2 separate regions of the Homo sapiens genome follow, and region 1 is linked to region 2. The links are chromatin contacts, found by Hi-C or POLR2A ChIA-PET in ENCODE. All regions are on one chromosome and are shown on one strand. Each heading gives the region's core, a stretch centred on a gene start or an enhancer-like site at or near the end of the contact. The rest is flanking DNA. Distances are from core to core; before and after follow the strand shown.

Region 1 (6,063 bases), core at 3,370-5,869, 1.6 Mb before region 2:
TGAGGATGGAAGCTACACACTAAGGGTGGGGAAATGAGCAGAAAGATAGTTTCTGGGTCTCTGATGACTGTGAAGTTACCCTACCAGTCTGGGTGACTTCCAGGTTTCTTTGACATGAAATAAAAAATAAGCTTCTGCATTGTATAAGCCACTGATATTTGGATTTTGTGATTTATGCAGTCAAACTTAATCTGATAGATCATTCATACAATAATCAAACATGACAGTGAATTCAAGAGACTATATAGGAATACGCAAGAAAGGATAATGCAGGTCGGGTTGCTGCATGAAAGAAGAAAATGTTCTGTCTTATATCATCAGGGAAATTTTCCACATTTCTTTCAATGTCTTGAACTGGGAGTGCAACAACCAAAGCAGAACGTCCCAAGTCTCTCCCCTTGGGAGTCTATTAGCAACTGCATCTTTGAAATCACAAGGGCATGTCAATTCCATATACTGAAAGCAAGTACAAAAACTGTGCTCAATGTGATTAAGACCTAACAACTATAATTGAATAATTGCAAAGTTTATTTCAGACAATTTAGAAAGTGCAGGTATCTCAACTGCTTGGAATTCACATTCTGTACAAAGTTTGCTTGCAAAATTTCCAGAAAATTTTATTTATATATATATTTTTTTATATTTTATATATATTTTTTATATTTTATATATATTATATTTTATATATATTTTATATTATATATATAATATATATATATATAAACGTGATTCTCAGTTCCTGTTAGTCCACTAATTCTTCTAGAAGTTGGTCTCCAGGTTGCCTGACAAAGGAGGTATGTGAAGGCCAAAATCCAACCTGGTCTTTCTGCCCAAAGGCTACCTGGGGGTAGGGCCAGTTCCGCCTGGAGGCAGCAGCACTTTTTACAATTTGTCCCCCTTAAGAGGCATCCTTTGGCAATTGACACTGAGATGCTAATGCATTAGCAAGTCCCCTGGTAGATACATGCACTCACGTTGCTCCTCTAAATGGCATTCAAGAAGCTGAGGCATGGGAAGGCGTATCAGGAGTCCCTCCAAACAGCCGAGTAGGCAGATGAGCACTTTGAGGGATTGGTACACAGAAATTTATTACAGGTAGACAGGTATGGATAACCTGTGACCGAGCTGTAGCCACTAATATAAACTCCAAAAAGAGGAAAGCATTTTACTTCCGACCAAGACTAAGGAAATGAGGATGTGACAAAAAGGGGAAATTTTGAAGAAATTTCTTTGGCGCTTCTGTTGCTCTCTAGCAGCCCCTTGTGGTACTTGAAACAATCTGCAGCCCGGTGCCTCTTCCAGGGCCTGCTCTTAGCTGCAAGAGGTTTGAACCCTAAGAAACCGATACCTCAAATGCATTAGAATCCCTCTTCTAGGCACAAGAATCTCATATACCTTTCAAAAAAAAAGTTCACAGTAGCCAAAAAGAAACTAGCAATGCATCAATTTTCTGAACACCAGTGAAGCTCATTCTGTAAGAGAACCAGTTGGGTTAAGAATCTCTCTCTGTCTCCCCCGTTCTCCAAACATTTCATAAAATCTGTGCTCAGGTAAATCAATGGACACAATACCACAGTTCTGTAGGATAGACAGCCAGGAAGTAGGCAAAGGTCGGCTCATGAAGGGCCCTTTGTGTTCTGCTGGGAAATTTTAAGGCAATAGGGAGGTAGGTAGGATGTAAGTAAGGAGGTGACACGATCAAACCTATTATTTACAAAAGATCGTCCTGGAAACAGGGTGCAGCTTGGTTGGGCTGGGGGGAGAATATGGATTAGGAGACTGTGACGTCAAGACTGACTTGGGTCAGGAGACGCTGACCCAAGGCAAGCGTGGAGGCATAAAGACAGAAAAGGAGAGCTTGAAGAGACATGTGTGATGAGAACTGGAAGAGACATGTGTGATGAGAACTGAAGGGCTTAGCAAATGGCCAGATTTCCAACTAAAACAACTCAGTGGCTGGGATCGTCAAGAACTGATACTGCAAACAGGATGTGTGGAGTACGGTAAGGGGTGGAGAGATTGGAAGAGGAGAACTGGATGAGTTTAGATGGTTTCATGGAAAGAGCTTTGCCTCTGGAGTAAGGCTCCTGCCCTGATGCTACTTTGTTCTGTTTTCTATTTGGCATCCATTTCTATGTAGCATCCATTAATCAGAGGGCCAAACTAATGGCCAAAGTTGTTAACATCTCCCCAGAAATCCAGCTTCCACAGGTGCATGAAAATCATTTACAGACCTTCCAACCAGTCCTCAGTCCGTACCCCAAATCACCTCCCCTATCAAACTCACACACCCAAGGGCTAGGCACCAGGTGACTAGAGAATGTCCCAATGCCCCAAAGCCTGCTAGAAGGATGTAGACTAGCCAGTCCTACACTGTTTACCCTGTCCCGCCTTGCCTTTCCTGCAGAAATCCCAGTCCAGGCTGTGGCCTATGCTTTCCCCTTCTGCCTCTTGACCTCTTATGCTTCCCCATGTGACCCTGTGTCACATGACATGCCTTCTCCTCTTGGGAAATGTAGTAAAAATCTTTCAATGGCATTAACTTCTGTGTGATACCACTCAATTCCTTTTATTTATCTTGTTTTTATAGACAAGGTCTCAATCTGTCACCTATGCTGAAATGCAGTCGTGCTATCACAGCTCACTGCAGCCTCAACCTCCTGGGCTCAAACGCTCCTCTTGCCTCAACCTTCTAAGTAGCTGGAAGTACAGGTGTGCACCAACACCAAGACTAGCTAATTTTTTTTTTTTTTTTTTTTTGTAGACACGGGGGTCTCACCAGCTCAGGCTGGTCTGGAACTCCTGACCTCAAGCGATCCTCCTGCCTCAGCCTCCCAAAGCATTGGGATTACAGGCTTGACCCACCATGCCCGGCCTCAATTTGCTTTAAAAATTAAGACATGAGCACAAATCACACCTCTTCCTTTGTAATTCTAGCTATGTTACTACCTTTGAATTTTCTTTTGCTCACCTAAAATATATGAGTAATAAAAAAAATTTATGTGATTGTCATGAGGCTTATTTAAAATATATGATAACAGGACGGGTGTGGTGGCTCATGCCTGTAATCTCAGCACTTTGGAAGGCCAAAATGAAAGGATCACTTAAGACCAGGAGTTTGAGACCAGCCTGGTCAACATGAAGAGACCCCCATCTCTTTTTTTTTTTTTTTTTGAGACAGAGTCTCACTCTGTCACCCAGGCTGGAGTGCAGTAGTATGATCTCGGCTCACTGCAACCTCCGTCTCCCAAATTCAAGCAATTCTTCTGCCTCAGCCTCCTGAGTAGCTGGGACTACAGGCGTGCACCACCATGCCCGACTAACTTTGGTATTTTTAGTAGAGATGGAGTTTCACCATAGTGGCCAGGCTGGCCTCAAACTCCTGTCCTAGTGATCCACCCGCCTTGGCCTCCCAAAGTGCTGGGATTACAGGTGTGAGCTGCCACACCCGGCCCCCATCTCTTAAAAAAAAAGAAAAGTTATAAAAGTCTTTGCACATTATAATCATGTTCATTATTATCACTAACTCTCAAGAATGTGATCTGCTAGTGCCTTTTTCCCAGCAAACTCAGCTTCTTACAGGCACAATATTGTCAATGAATTCATGTTCATGAAGCATCACCCCTGTCCAGATGCAGGGCATCCTATAACCCAGGTAAATTCACTGTGATCTGACCAAGCAACAGATATAGAGCTATGAGAAACAGGATTGGTTGGTCTTACCTAATGCATACAAAACTCTTCACTTAAAAGAGAAAAATTAGTAAAAAGGACTCCCCCTGTGTATTTTTTTAAATGTTATATTTATGATCATTCTAGCTAGAACTTTTCAGGAGTCCAACTATTCAGAACTTGACTATTAAGCCTTTGTTTAAACCCAATTGTTAGTTTATAAAAACTTCCCGCTAGACTCTCAATTATTGTTGTTCTAAACACAATGATTTGAGAACAAAAATGAAACAAAAGATGTTTTAGAAAGAAAAGAAAGGCAATACATGAAAAAAAGCAGACAGAAGGAAAATGGCCTTTTCCAGCAGCAAAATGCTGTTCTTGTTATTCCAAAACATAACAGTAATTCTACAGAGAGCCTCCCACAGTTTCAAGTTGCTAACAAAGAAAGGCTTGTCCAATACCAGTCAGAGAGTATCAGAACCAAGATGGTGACTCTCTTTAAAGGAACTCAGCATGAGAAAATTTCTAGATTTCCCATAGCATTTAATGCTAACTCCATGTGGTTCAGAGTGAGAACAGATTGCAGCAGGATCACAACCAGAATGAGGCATGTGAGATGCCTGAGGTGCAAAATTTAAGGAGGCACATGGACTCCCAACTCTGTTGAGTGTCCCTGGTCCCCACCCTATGGTACAGCTACAAGGATAAAGAATTTCCATTCTAACACCATTAACATAGAGGAGCTCTATCAAGTGGCTAGCCCTCAGCTGTAGCATAGTCTAAATACACACTATTGTATGCTGTACTCCACGCTGAAGCAGGCCTCTATGGATGGACTGGGTCCTTTGCCAAGTAGCTTTCATAGAAATCTAACGACAGTCCTGAATTTGAAGAGGAACTGAAACTAAACATTTGCTTATTCAGACCAGAAGTAGAACAAACTCTCAGCCTCAGTGAGGTACAAGTCAGTGTTTCTGAGAAATTCACAAGTTCTACAAAAACACCTTTTATGAAAGTAGCCACCACCCAAGATCACCCACGTACTTAATTCCAGTAGTGCTTGGGGTAAAAAATTTCCCTATATCTAGTTCTTCCTTTAGCCTCACTCACTCCAGGCTTGGACAGGTTGCCAGTAAAACTCTGGGTTTTTTTTTAAATCTGGGATACAATTATTCCCATAAGTCTGATGGCAAATGAGTGCATTCTGTGGAGTGTTTGGTTTTTCCAGATTCAAGAAAAGCTCTATTTAACTGCAAAGGGTGCTTTTCAGCTGTGTCCCTACTAAAAGCTTCCCATACAGTCACTCTCAAGACTGTTGTTCTTTTTTCACTAGAGACGGCCACAGTCATTATGTTGTAAGCATTCTGAGTTGATGCACATGGGAAGGAACTTCGGGGTCAACATTCAATCTGGCTTCAGGAGTTGCCAGATTTGAGTGTTGGTTTCTCAGTTAGTCTGCTGCCCCGAAGCTCCCCCATAAATCCTTCTGTGAATGGGTAATTTATTCAATCCTGCAACAAATATTTACTGAGCACTTACTCTGAACCAGCACTGTTCCAGGCACCAGGGATGTATCAGTGAACAAAACATGCAAATTCTGTCATCACATAGTTTACATTCTAGAAGGGGAGGCAGAAAATAACCAAAAGCACGTCAATAAACTATACAGTAAGTTAGAAGATTATACGTTGTAGGGGAAGAAAGAGAAAGTTGAGCAGGGTAGGTGGGATGGGATGTGCTGGGGATGGGGGCAGCATAGAGGTGGACATGGTGGGATGGTGCCGATGGCAAGGTTAAATAGGACTGTCAAAGTCGGCCTCTTGGAAAAGATGAAATTAAGGAGATACTTTAAGGAAGTGAGAGGATTATCCAAAGATAACTAGGGAAAGAGCATTCCATACAAAGGGAACAGCCAGTTCAAAGGCCATGACAGGGGTGTGTTCTTGTTGTGCTCTAGAAACTGCAATGAGGCCCGTGAGGTTGGAAGGAAGTGAACAAAGAGAACGGAAGAGAACTTTGAAGAGGTGACGAAGGCCAGATCGTGACAGGCCTTGATAAGTGTAAGACGAAAAGACATTGCACGGTTTTGAGCAGAAGAGTGATCATGACTTCATTTTAAAAGGATTCCTCTAGCTGCTGCTTTGAAAATAGTCTGTTGTGGGAGGGAAAACAGCAAAGTGGGGAGACTTTTGAGGAGCCTACTGCAGTCATACAGGTGAAAGGTCATGATGGCATGGCCCAGGGTGGCAGCACTAGAGAGAGTGAGAGCGGTCAGATTCTGAATAGATTTCAGGTATGCTTAAGGGAGAACCAGAATCTTGGCAGATTAGACACAGAACGTGAGAAAGAGGATTGCCAAGGATGACTCCAAGATTTGGGGCATGAGCAACT
Region 2 (5,607 bases), core at 2,070-4,569:
ATGCTACAGGGCCATTACAGGGTGCTAAAGAAAATCAAGAACACATAGAAGGGCTGATGGTGGTCAGAGAAAAGTTAGGTTAAGAGCAGTAAAGTATAAGGCAATAGGGAGCATTCCAATTAAATTAAAACATTCAGAGCCCCGCAGGCCAGAGCACGTTGCCATTTTACCATAGTTTGAAAATAACCAACTTTCCACTACTACAGACATAAAGTCCTCCGCTCCTTAAGGGCACTTCTCTACAGCTTCACTGCTTCTCCAAACCTTTAAACACAACTATCCTCAGGGCCTTTGCACTAGTTTTCCCTCTGCCTAGAATGCTCTTCCCTCAACTATAGATAAGGCCATGGCATCTCCCTCAGCTCTTTCATGTTGAGTGAGGCCTCCCTTGCCGGCCATGTTAAGTCATCTCCCTTTCCTTACCCCCTTAGCAATTATAGCCAGCTAACACATTAGTTGAATGTATTTTTTGTACTAGTCTGTTCTCACATTGCTATAAAGAACTGAGACTGGGTAATTTATAAAGAAAAGGTTTGTCTCATGGTTCAGCAGGCTGCACAGGGAGCATGGCTGCTGAGGCTTCAGGAAACTTACAATCATGGGGTATGTCTAACAGGAAGCACATGGCCAGAGTAGGAGGAAGGGGAGGTGCCACACTTTTAATCTAAACTCTGCCATTCTTCTGCCTCTGCCTTGAGATAACATGTGCACAATTGCATAACCTTTATTTTTATTAATTTTTCTTTTCAGGCTGGAGCACGGTGACAAGATCATGGCTCAGTGCAGTCTCAACCTCTTGGGCTCAAGCAATCCTTCTGCCTCATTTTTTGTAGAGACGAGGTCTTACTATGTTGCCCAAGATAGTCTTAACTCCTGACCTCAAGTGATCCCCCTGCCTTGGCCTTCCCAAGTGCTGGGATTACAGGCATGAGCCACTGCCCCAGCCACACTACACATCTAAACAACCAGATCTCATGAGAACTCACTATCACAAGGAACAGCAAGAGGGAAATCCACCCTTTTCATCCAATCACGTCCCACCAGGCCCCTCCTCTAACATCGGGATTACAATTCAACATTATCCAAACTTGTGAGCAATTACCTAAATTTATGAGGCTAGACTTTACAATATGGAACATAAAAGTTTAGATAAAAAGGTAAGAACAATGCTATGAATTAAGAATGACTCCAAGATAAATATTAATACTTGCTACATAGACACACACAAAAAAACAGAATATGCTGACAGATACTCCTTCTGTGCCAAATTTTGTGAACCTTCTTAGGCTCAATGCAATGAAATAATATGAAGAGTTTATATTCTTAACAGCTCGACTGTGGTCCTTTCCTAGTTTGGTTGAAATAATTCTTAACTGTTACACCAGGACACCAAATCTCAAGAGACAAGTGACTTTCCAGAAGTCACATTGCCTAAAAGTTATACATGTGAAGCCTCTCATTCAGAGATACTCACAGGTGATGAAACTTGAGTTATCACTAATCCATTTCTTTACCTGTGAAATGGGAGAATAGAATCTGTAAGGTTAGCCGAGAGAAAAGACAAGAGACCCAAGGTCAGGCCAAGTAAGTTTATTAACCTGCCAGGCTTCTCCACCAGTCGGAGGTGGCAGCCCTGAGCTTACAAAATGAGGGGTTTATATGGGGGAGAGAGACCCTGGGGTTGTTAGTCAATTAACTTTACCACATATAATCTCATGACCGGCTTACAATATATTATCTTGTGAAAATAGGAATTTACAAGGGGGTGTAATCCACGTTTCTCATGACCTCCCCCGTGCCACCCAGAGGGCTTCGGTGTAGCAAGTCTGGTGACCTTGCTATAGCGCCTAGATAACGGTTCAGGAATGCAGCTGCAGAGTATTCAGGGTAAGGGTCAGCTGCATTGAGTTAGCGGGGGCGGAGTGGTCCTGGGGCAGCCTGTCCCTAACAGAATCCACCTCCGAGTTGTGACAATTAAATGAAAAGGTTGAAAAGGTGAACATGAAGCACCTGCTACACTGCCCTGTTGCCACCAGCATTGTCACTGCTCTAGCTCCTGTGGCACTGCACGGACACGTGGTTGCTACAAGTTAGTACGCATATTTGGCCTTATTAGAGGCACTTTCCTATTGTAACTGAAGGGATAGTTGGCTTAAGTCAATTGAAATACCAGCAACAGGACATTCCAGCTTCAATGGCTTGTGCCTGTAGTTGTCAACCTATAGAAAGAAAAGTTTTAAAATGACGTTTTAACCAAAGAAAACTGAAATGTATTGCTTGTTCTATAAACTGTAAAGAAAATCACAAAGGCGCTCAAGTTGTAACGAAACTTTTTCTGGTTCAGTTGTGACTCCAGACAGGATCCAAAGAGGAGCTTTCCAGTCTCTTCTCTGGGTTTTATGGAGACTTACTTTACCCTTCTGTGTTAGCCTCTTAAAGCACTGGGTCAACCTTAAAAGGGCACAGGAAAGGGTGCTTTGTGATTTTTTTTCTTTGATTTTTACAGGGTTCACTACTATTTTCCGCGTTGCTCTCAATACCTCGTGGATCTCTGCTTCTCTAAGTCTGAAACCACACTAGAAACACAGCTGTTTTGTTTGGTGAGCCCCTACATGGATGTTTCCTTCCAGTTAAGGGGAGCCGGATTCGGACCTTGGCGACAAACAGACGCCGGGGAACCCTCCGGTCCCACTGGCCACGTGCTCCAGGCTGACTCATTCCTTCCCCCACCCCGCTCAAGGCTAGGAACATACCTGCGCTAAGAACTGAGGCAGCTGCACTTCCGCAGACGTAAGAGACGAACTCCTGGAGCTCAAGGTCGGCTGGGGTTGGGTTCCTGTCCCGCACGCGTGGCCCGCCCGAAACCCGCTACATAGTGGCGCGTCAGCCCTGGGGAAGCAAAGCGCAAAATTGTTACGGTGCCCAGACCTGCGCCGGGAACCTCCGGCTGTTCCGCTGGGCGCGGCGCCTGTGCCTCGCGCAGCCCCGGGACGGGCACCGCCGCCCGCCCCCCGGGCCGCCGAGGGCTGCTCTACCCCTCCGTTCTGGCCGCCGGGAGCAGAGGAGCTCGAGGCGGGCAAAGCTCGTGGGGACACCGGGCGAGCCCAGCCCCTGATCGGACCCACGGGCCGGCCGGGCGCCCTCCCCGCGGGAGACCGAAAGCCGAAGACTGGAGATGCACTCACCGCGCAACTCCAGCTGACAAAGAGGCCTGCGACCTGCGACGGGCGCACAAACCAGAGAGGCGGCGCGGGGCGGGGAGGGAAGCAGGAGGGTCGCGAGGCCCGCAGCCAATCCCGGGAAGACTCTGGGCAAGGGCGGGGCGCGCAGCCGATCCCCTGGAGAGGTCGGGTAGCTCAGCCAATCCCGGGAAGATCCTGAGCGGGGCGGGGTGGAGGGCCGCGGCACGCACAGCCAATCCCGGATGGGGCGGGACGGGCCCGGCCATTGGCTGTCGGTGTCCGGGGCCGGCCTAGGTGTGGCTCATGCAGTAGCACGGGGATAAGCCATGTCTGCGCGCGGAGCATCCTTCTCTGAATTAGATTTTTCAGGCTACCTACCAATCCCCGGCGTTGGTGATTTTGGTGCTCTTGGGCCCTAGACCCTTCCTCGGGTGCCCTTCTGGAGAGGGCATCGAGGTTACTCCAGGGTTGGCCTAAGGCCCTGGGATTCCCTTTCTTAAAGCCACACTAATCCGGTGTGTGTTCATCATCTGTGTCCGCCTAAACCGTAAGCTTAAAGAGAAGCCACGACCATGTCTTGTTCAACAAGCTCACTCCCGTGGCCTCTCCTAAAGCTAGAAGGACTACCTCCTTTCCTCATGCTCCCTCTTTATTCATTTACAGAGTCCAATAAGTAGACCATAATCAGCTGGAGGGTAGGAGTTGGGGAGGTTGAGAAGGCAACCATAGCAATCTCAAGGTAACAGGCTCAAACTTGGCAAACAAATAAGTAGAAGAAAATTGGAGTATATGCTAAAAGGAGAACTTCTATTGCTGTTTCACGTACTTACCATCTGCTAACAAATCTAATCCTCAAAATATATTTAATCATCTCCAAATTATAGATGGGGAAATAATTATGTTATGTAACTTGCCCAAAGTCACAGAGCAGCTAGCCAGTGGTAGATCCAGGATTTGAACTCAAGCAGCCTGAAGGCAGAGCCCCTCAAACAACATGCTACCTAGCCTTTCCCCAGGTGTTGGGGGTGGAGCAGGAAGGGAAACCAAAAAATAGCCTACACTTGGTTAACAGATCAAGACAGGCAGCTCTGGTGGGGTGTGGCTTTGTAAACAGAAAGAACAACTCGTCCAGAGCCCCAAGATAAAACAGGAAAGGGCTTTACCTGTTTAAGGACTCCCAGAAATGGAACTTAAGGAGCAGAGTGGCCTGAGATGAGAATGGCTTGGGGCCAGACCATGCAGGAAACCCTGGAAGAGTTTTTTTGTTTTGTTTTGTTTTTGAGATGGAGTCTCGCTCTGTTGCCCAGACTGGAGTATAGTGGCACGATCTTGGCTCACTGCAGCCTCCACCTCCCAAGTTCAAACTATTCTCGTCTCGGCCTCCCGGGTAGTTGGGATTACAGGCATGCACCACCATGCCTGGTTAATTTTTGTATTTGTGAAAGAGTTTATACTTTGTGCTAAGAATGATGGAAAGCTGTTCAAGTGTTTTGTTTGTTTGTTGTGTGTGTGTGTGTGTGTTTTAACAGGGGAATGATAGGATCTGATGTAGGGTGTGGTTTCGGGTGTGATTAAGGTGGTTTTGGTGGGAAGAAGAAGTTGAGTAAAATTTACCAATAAACCCTAGCACCTAGTCATCATCTTGCAGATATTCATAGGATCTTGTTGAAATTGGAGAGTGAATACCAGTTTGTTGTCCCTTCACCTTTCTCAAGAGTCTTCCAAACATATCTCTAGTTGGAATCTGTTCTTTTTATAGTCCCTTTGGATAGCTGAGAGATATTACCTTTCCTTTAACTATGGCAATGCATGTGGTCAGGCAACATGGGAAAATATAGGAAAAGAGAAGTAAATCTCCTTAGTAAAGAGACTAATGCAGGAATTCAGCAGCAACCTAGCAGGGGCTGGGGGTAGTTGTGCAGAATGTCTTCCCTCCTCCCCAAATCAGGGGATAAAAATGGGAAGGAATTATGAAAGAATTATATTTGTGTTTGATTTAAGAGAAATTCACCTTAATCTGAAGGCTTCACATTTCTGGCCAAATACCTCAATTCAATGAACTTACAAACAGTTCATTCGAAATAGTAAAACTGTTCACTGGGCTTAGAGGAGAAATGTCTATTAAATACAGAGACAATAGAACAAAATAAACTGATTTATAATTGCTTTTGAGTTAGGTTCAAGATAATATATATTTGGTACTAAAAATCCTTATAATGCAGTTTAAAGAGAATTGTTTCAATTGGGTTTATTATTAGGCCTAATTTTTTTAGAGAAATTAGTATGTCTAATCAATCCTTCTTTCTTTCTTTTCTTTCTTTCTTTTCTTTCCCTCCCTCCCTCCCTTCCTTCCTTTTCTTTTCTCTCTCTCTCTCTTTCTTGCTCTCTCTCTCGTCTCTCTCCCTCTCCCTTTCTTTTCCCTTTG

Evidence for each region. Hi-C counts contacts between places; a loop is a spot of excess contacts on that map. ChIA-PET counts read pairs that join two places held with the same protein, here RNA polymerase II (POLR2A). Pooled maps may share reads with other maps.
Region 1: a loop to region 2 is called in a pooled map, with 6 times the contacts of the local background. The contact joins the enhancer-like site here to the promoter of DANCR in region 2. A Hi-C loop is called at or near these places in 1 of 37 single-sample maps with no recorded cell type and 2 of 50 pooled maps. POLR2A ChIA-PET finds 5 or more read pairs at or near these places in 1 of 52 experiments (AG04450).

The regions. Positions count from the first base shown.
Region 1 is chr4:54,314,292-54,320,354 of GRCh38, reverse strand. No RefSeq gene overlaps it. Among named protein-coding and RNA genes, the nearest start is that of LINC02283, 16 kb to the left of the region's middle. Within about 2 kb of position 4,619, at least 2 of the 41 ENCODE cell types and tissues checked have a DNase peak (open chromatin) inside an H3K27ac peak, as active enhancers do.
Region 2 is chr4:52,710,106-52,715,712 of GRCh38, reverse strand. DANCR (differentiation antagonizing non-protein coding RNA) reads right to left here and starts at 3,319. Exons shown (of 5, transcript NR_145129.1): 1 at 3,186-3,319; 2 at 2,754-2,889; 3 at 2,171-2,219; 4 at 1,475-1,514. MIR4449 (microRNA 4449) reads right to left here and starts at 3,031; the gene lies at 2,966-3,031. SNORA26 (small nucleolar RNA, H/ACA box 26) reads right to left here and starts at 2,464; the gene lies at 2,343-2,464. RefSeq lists an enhancer at 2,636-2,685 and silencers at 2,936-3,505, 2,680-3,513.